Linked DNA regions of Homo sapiens: region 2 is linked to region 1. Evidence: chromatin loops called from intact Hi-C (ENCODE). Cell type or tissue: Calu3. All regions are shown on one strand. Links, peaks and the distances in the headings refer to the core of each region. The heading gives the core; the rest is flanking DNA.

Region 1 (2,807 bases), core at 188-2,687:
CTCGACTGCGCCATGGATGCCTGCATCAACCTCGGCCTGTTGGAGGAAGCCTTGTTCTATGGTACTCGGACCATGGAGCCATACAGGCAAGTCCCAGGGAGAGGGCTGACATAAGGGCTAGGACGTCTTCACGTTGGGCAAAGGATCCATGTTGTGAAGTCATTCTGATTACTACTTTGCATGGAGCATTTCCAGCTGCTTCTCAACCATTGTTTAAAACCAAGTCTTATTTTATTCACTCCTCTTGTTCATTCACTTATGCATTCATTCATCATTTGTAAAGTTCCTTCCATGTGTCAGACACCGTGGGTGTACAGAAACTAATTAGATGCTGTCTCTATCTGGAGCAGATGATTACAATACGATGTGGCGCTTGCAGTGACAAAGACGGGCTCAGGGTGGTGGGGGAGCTGTAGAGGAACGCAGGCTCAGACCTAGCTTGAGAGGCTGTGTCATGAGCCTCTGCTGGTCCAGGTGAGGATGGCCATATGGGGCCCTTGGTCTGGCTGACAGTAAGAATGGTCCTTTATCTCTCTCAGGATTTATGCTTTCAGTTGAATCATTTGCCTTCATAATCACCTTGTGAGCCAGGGAGGACAGCAGGGAGACGGCCCTGCCTCAGCTTCTCCTTGAGTCAGGTGAAGGAACTATAGGTAATTGCTTCTTGACTGATCTCAGCTCCTGGAGACCAGTAGGTGTTTTGCCCTGAGATGTTTTTATAACTCAGAAAAGCATTGAAGGGGGTAGTGTTGAACTGCTGAGAGTTAGGCGCTGGTGGATGCTGCACCCTGATTTGCAGTCGGCTGAGAACATAATTCTAGAAGGTGAGACGGAGAGCAGCCCAAGGGGAAGGGCACGGAGACATGTGGACCATAATCTGAGGTGGGAATGGCTCAGTCTCTAGCACAGAACAAGGTTGCTGGCGGGAAGGTACCTCGAAAGCACCTGTGACCAGGAGCGATGGCAGAGGGAGGAGGTCCCTGGAGAACAGGGGCTCCAACCTGGGCAGATCTTTAATTTCCCAGCTTTGCAGACTGTGCAAATACCATGTCAGCCCAAAGGGGCAACGTAGGACAACAGGCAGGGAATGGCTGTAAGCGAAGAGGAGCAGGTGGAAACGTGAGAGTCCAGGGTACTTCCTGTTCCCGCTAGAGGGAGAGGAATTTCCCAGGGTCAACATAAGAACAGAAGTGAGTCCAGGGTCTAGGATATTTGTTTGGACAAAGGTAGTAAACCAGAAATGAGGTGTTTGGTCAGGAAGCCAGGCGTGAGCCAGGAGCTTGGTGCAGTCCACAAGGACCCCGAAGACGGCAGAGGCTCCACCAGCCAGGCGGATGGCAGAGGTCCCTGGCCAGCCAGTGCCACCAGCCTGACCCTGAGCATGTTTTCGGGACTTCTGTAGATGGTTTCCTCCACTGCCTGTGGGTGAACAGCTTTGGAATCCAGACTGTGAGTCAGCTTTAATCAAATGTATGAGGGATTGGCTTGAGGGCTGAGACTGTAGACTTTCCCATGAGCAGTGAAATGCCTGCTCAGAGTGATCGATCTTGTGGGTTCTCGGAAAATACGAATCGCATTCAAAGAGATAAGGCTTCCTCTCTGAGCCTTAGTGTTGCAAAAAGAGGCAGGTCAGATGGTTGGCGTTACCTCTCTGAACTCCAGGGCTTGCTCTGAGGAAGCCAAACAGCCTCTGGGTGAGTGGATAAACTCCATCCAAAAGATGCAGACTGAAAAATACCCTTCTTTCTCCAGGCCCCCAACAGCAGCTGCTGGTTCCTCACTCTTGGCTAGCGCTGCACTGATTCTTCTGCCTCATCCTCCCTTTCGACACTCAGGCTGCCCTGCTCGGGCCACTCTTAAGCACAGAAACTTTACATGGGTCCACCACATCCATAAAGAAGACCACACACCTACACGGGTGTCTGTTCTGCACGTATTTTGCAACCTTCTCTTCCCCACATCTACCAGGGCCTCTTTGAGGCACTAACTTACACCTTAAGTAGCTGGCAGTTTGACTGACTTTAAACAAAGAGGCCTTTCTTGTAAGTGAGGCCAAGTCCTCCACCAGAATACAGTCCATTATGTTTGGGAAACGTTTGGTTATATTTACATGGTGTTTGGCAGGTCACAATCTCTTTAAGTGTGTGCTGTGTTCTTATGCTGGGTGACAAATTTCCAAGCCTCCCTTGGTTTCTCTTCCCTGGCGTGTGTTGAGTTGCTTTTTGGTGGTATTTCAAGAAATCCAATCTGCATTGATCCACTTCACATGAGTGAGGTACGAATCATTTGCTTTTAAAGCTGTAGTTGAGGAAAAGGCTATAAATAAACCAGAACCAACAAAGTTGAGAGAAATGGGCAGGTTAGATGTTGTCATACTTTGCCTTTTTCCCCTTTAGCTCAGGCAGAGGTAAAAATAAGGAATGTATGCAAATAGGTCAGGTACCCTGCAACCCTGTTAGCAATTTTGGAACAAAGGCAGGAATGGAGAAGTTGGCAGTGGTTTTCACCTCTCACATGTGCATGAGGGAATTCACACTGAGTGCTCTCAGCCCCCCGCATCGGCTCCCTGCAGACGCAGGAGGTGGGCCTTTTGCTCACCTTTAGCCAAGGACACAGACAGTTAGCTAGGCATGAGTTACCAAGGGATGATTGCATTGCCATCTGCTGTAACAGTTTTACAATGTTAATATATTGTTTGCAACAACTAGATGGAGGTCAAGTCTTTCTTGATGATTTTGTCACTCCTGACCTTGGCTAAATTTTAATTGCTGACCTTAGAGGAGAAAGTGCTGCTATTCCATTTTAAT
Region 2 (2,807 bases), core at 79-2,578, 140 kb before region 1:
ATAATAATAAAAACCTACATCAAGGGGTTCCCATGAAGGTTATACAAGTTGTTATATGGATAGCACCCAGAACAATTCCTGGCACAGAGTAAATACTATCTACATGCAGTTAATATGGCAGCATTGCTAATGTTATTATTCTGTGTGCTTTTTGCAATCTTCCCCTTTTATTTCTTAAGCTCTTATTTTTTTTTTATTTCCACCTTGTTTTCTTCTTTATAGTTTGGTTTCATGTTTGGTTGTTTTTGTGGGTTTTTTTTGGTGGTAAAATATATCTAACATAAAGTTTGTGATTTGAATGATCTCTGAGTGTATAATTCAGTGATATTAATTACATCCACAGTCTTGTGCACCATATCTATTTCTAAGTTTTTCCTTACCTCAGAGAAATTCCTACCCCGTGAAGCGACAATCATCCACTCCCCTTTCACCTCAACCCTGGACACCACCAATCTGTTTTGCGTCTCTGTGAGTTTGACTACTCTCAGAACCTCTCGTAAGTGGAATCACACAGTATTTGTCCTTTTGTGTCTGGCTTCTTCCACTTAACATAATCTCTTCAAGGTTTGTCTGTGCCGTAGCATTATTAGAATTCCTTTCCTTTTTACGGCAAAATATTATTTTCTGTCTACACCACATTTTTTCTGTTCATCTGATGACGGACCCTTGGGATGTTTCCACTTTTTGGAAATTGAATAATGTTCGATGAACATTGGTGGGCAAGTATCTGTTGAGTCGCTGCTTTCGTTTGCTTTGGGCATATACCGAGAAGCAGAATTGCTAGATCGTTTGGTAGTTTAACTTTTTCAGGAGCATCCAGACTGCTTTCCACAGCAGCTGCAGGAGTTTGCATCCCCACCAGCAATGCACGAGGATTCCAGTTTCTCTACATCCTCACCAATATTTACTTTTCATTTCTTTTGTAATAGCCCTCCTAATGGGATGGGCATGTGGTTGTCACATGGAAATATTGGCTAGTAAATAAAAGGAGGAAAAATTGAAAATTGAAGAATCAAACGGTGCTTCAGACATGAGTCCCTAGTCAGGTCACTGACTTAGAATTATTTATTCAGCAAGAATCATGTCTCTGTAGGAGCTATCACGTTCCAAAACCTCTGGGAGCTCAGAAAATGAAGTTTCATTGTACTCTTTACCCAGGGTTAAAGATCTCCATTCCCTCCCCAAGGGTGGGTAAGAGATGAGTGGGGTGCCACCGAAGCAGGGGCTGATAGCAGGAAGATACTTCCTTATCTTTATTTCTTTTGATGAAGCACTGTGAGCCAAGCCTCAGAGGAGCCAGCCTGTGACTGTACATTTTGGAATCTGTCTGCTCACAGGTGTTGGCAGGCCCTGGTCCTGGTCCAGCACAGCGTTTTCCCTGGAGGAATGCCATGCTTTGAATTTCCTTGTCTACAGACTGTGTTATTGTCCAGCCTCTCAGTGGGATCAGAAAGAGGTTGGTTTGTCTGGCAATTGCCAGAACAGTGCCTATCCGTGACCTCTTGTCTGAGCATCTGCCAGAGAAAGCTGTGATCTCTCCAGGGAAGTGTAGGGCTTGAAGACACACTTAGCAATGGCTGATCTTTCTCCCAGCAGTTCTGATCACTCCCTGACCATCCTCACATCCTGCCTTTGTCCTTCCCCCTTTGTCCTAAAGTGCTGTCCGCTGCCGTGACTGTGTCTTGTTTCCCTGGTGGTGGTGGAGGTGCTGAGGTCTGGGGAAGGGTTGGGAATCACGATGGTGGGTGCAGGGCTTGCTCCTCTGTGTAACTGCATAGCCTGCTGGCCTGGAGAAAGTCCTTTCCTGCACAGCACTGCCTCTCACCACCCTACCCCAGCCAGCCAGCCCACATCTTGGTTTTCCTCAGGGGAGATAATCCCTGCCACTGCTGATTCACGGCTCCAAGGAAGTGAAATCATGTGAGGTGAAACTGCATTGCTAGCCAAAAAAATAGTTTTTCTTAATAATGTCTATCAGAAGCATGTTGAGGAGGAAGGATGTCTTCTGTGTCTCCCAGCAGCAAGCGTGCTGAAATAGCAGCTCAGTAGATGCTCAATGAATTCCAGTTGAAAGAAAGATGCTCGTACTTCTGATTTCACAATGAAGTTGATTTTCTGGGGATCACTCCCCAGTTGACATCCCCCCTGTCTGAGAGTAACACTCAGTTGCTTTGACTGTCTTTTAACAAATTGATCTTTTTCTCCTGTTCCTTTTGCTTCTCTCCCTAAAGGGGTTCCCCATATTTGGCATCATTAAATAAATTCATTAAGTGTCCCGTCGTGTAGGGCCAGTGTTTCATTTCGTTAATTAAAATCCATGCCCTGAACTGAGTTCGGAAGCCCTAAGAGCCAGAGCAGACTGCGAGGCACCTGCGGAAAAACGCAGCATATGCGCATACCCTAGACACAGACGTCATGGTGTTCCGCACCAGCGACGTCGCCTCAGTGCCAATTCATAAATCAGAACTTCTCTGAGATGCAGGTCATGTTCTGGGGCCGACTTCTTCATGGAAAGCACAGAGGCATCTTGCTAAAGAAGAGGAGGAGATGGAGGAAGTGTAAAGCTGGGGCTGGTAAATAAGTCCCTCTCCCTCCCCCACGTTCCCCTCCCATAGGCTTTGAACTTTCTGTGTTTCTGTAGGTGTCCCTAGTTTGGATGGGGACACTGGAAAGCTAGCCAGCTCTTGTTCTGTTGTTGCACTTCATTTGTTTTGGGCTTTTAAATACTGGGCTTGGCTTTATTTGTTGGAGTTACGCCTCTACTTTGCATTTCATAGGTGAAGTTAGAGGCAGTATTGTGTCTTCTG

The links. Peaks named below come from ENCODE experiments on the same cell type or tissue, not always from the same donor. Only the 100,000 strongest peaks of a DNase experiment are listed, where the experiment ranks them.
Region 2: a loop joins it to region 1, with 3 times the contacts of the local background. A loop is called at or near these places in 6 of 110 quality-filtered maps.

What each region holds. Positions count from the first base shown.
Region 1 is chr1:245,855,775-245,858,581 of GRCh38, reverse strand. SMYD3 (SET and MYND domain containing 3) reads left to right here. Exons shown (of 12, transcript NM_001167740.2): 10 at 1-86. Among named protein-coding and RNA genes, the nearest start is that of SMYD3-AS1, 250 kb to the left of the region's middle. In Calu3, for the core only: no CTCF peak of the experiment used is centred there; a DNase peak (open chromatin) is centred at 1,471.
Region 2 is chr1:245,996,616-245,999,422 of GRCh38, reverse strand. All of the region lies in intron 5 of SMYD3 (SET and MYND domain containing 3), which reads left to right. Among named protein-coding and RNA genes, the nearest start is that of SMYD3-AS1, 110 kb to the left of the region's middle. In Calu3, for the core only: no CTCF peak of the experiment used is centred there; a DNase peak (open chromatin) is centred at 1,352.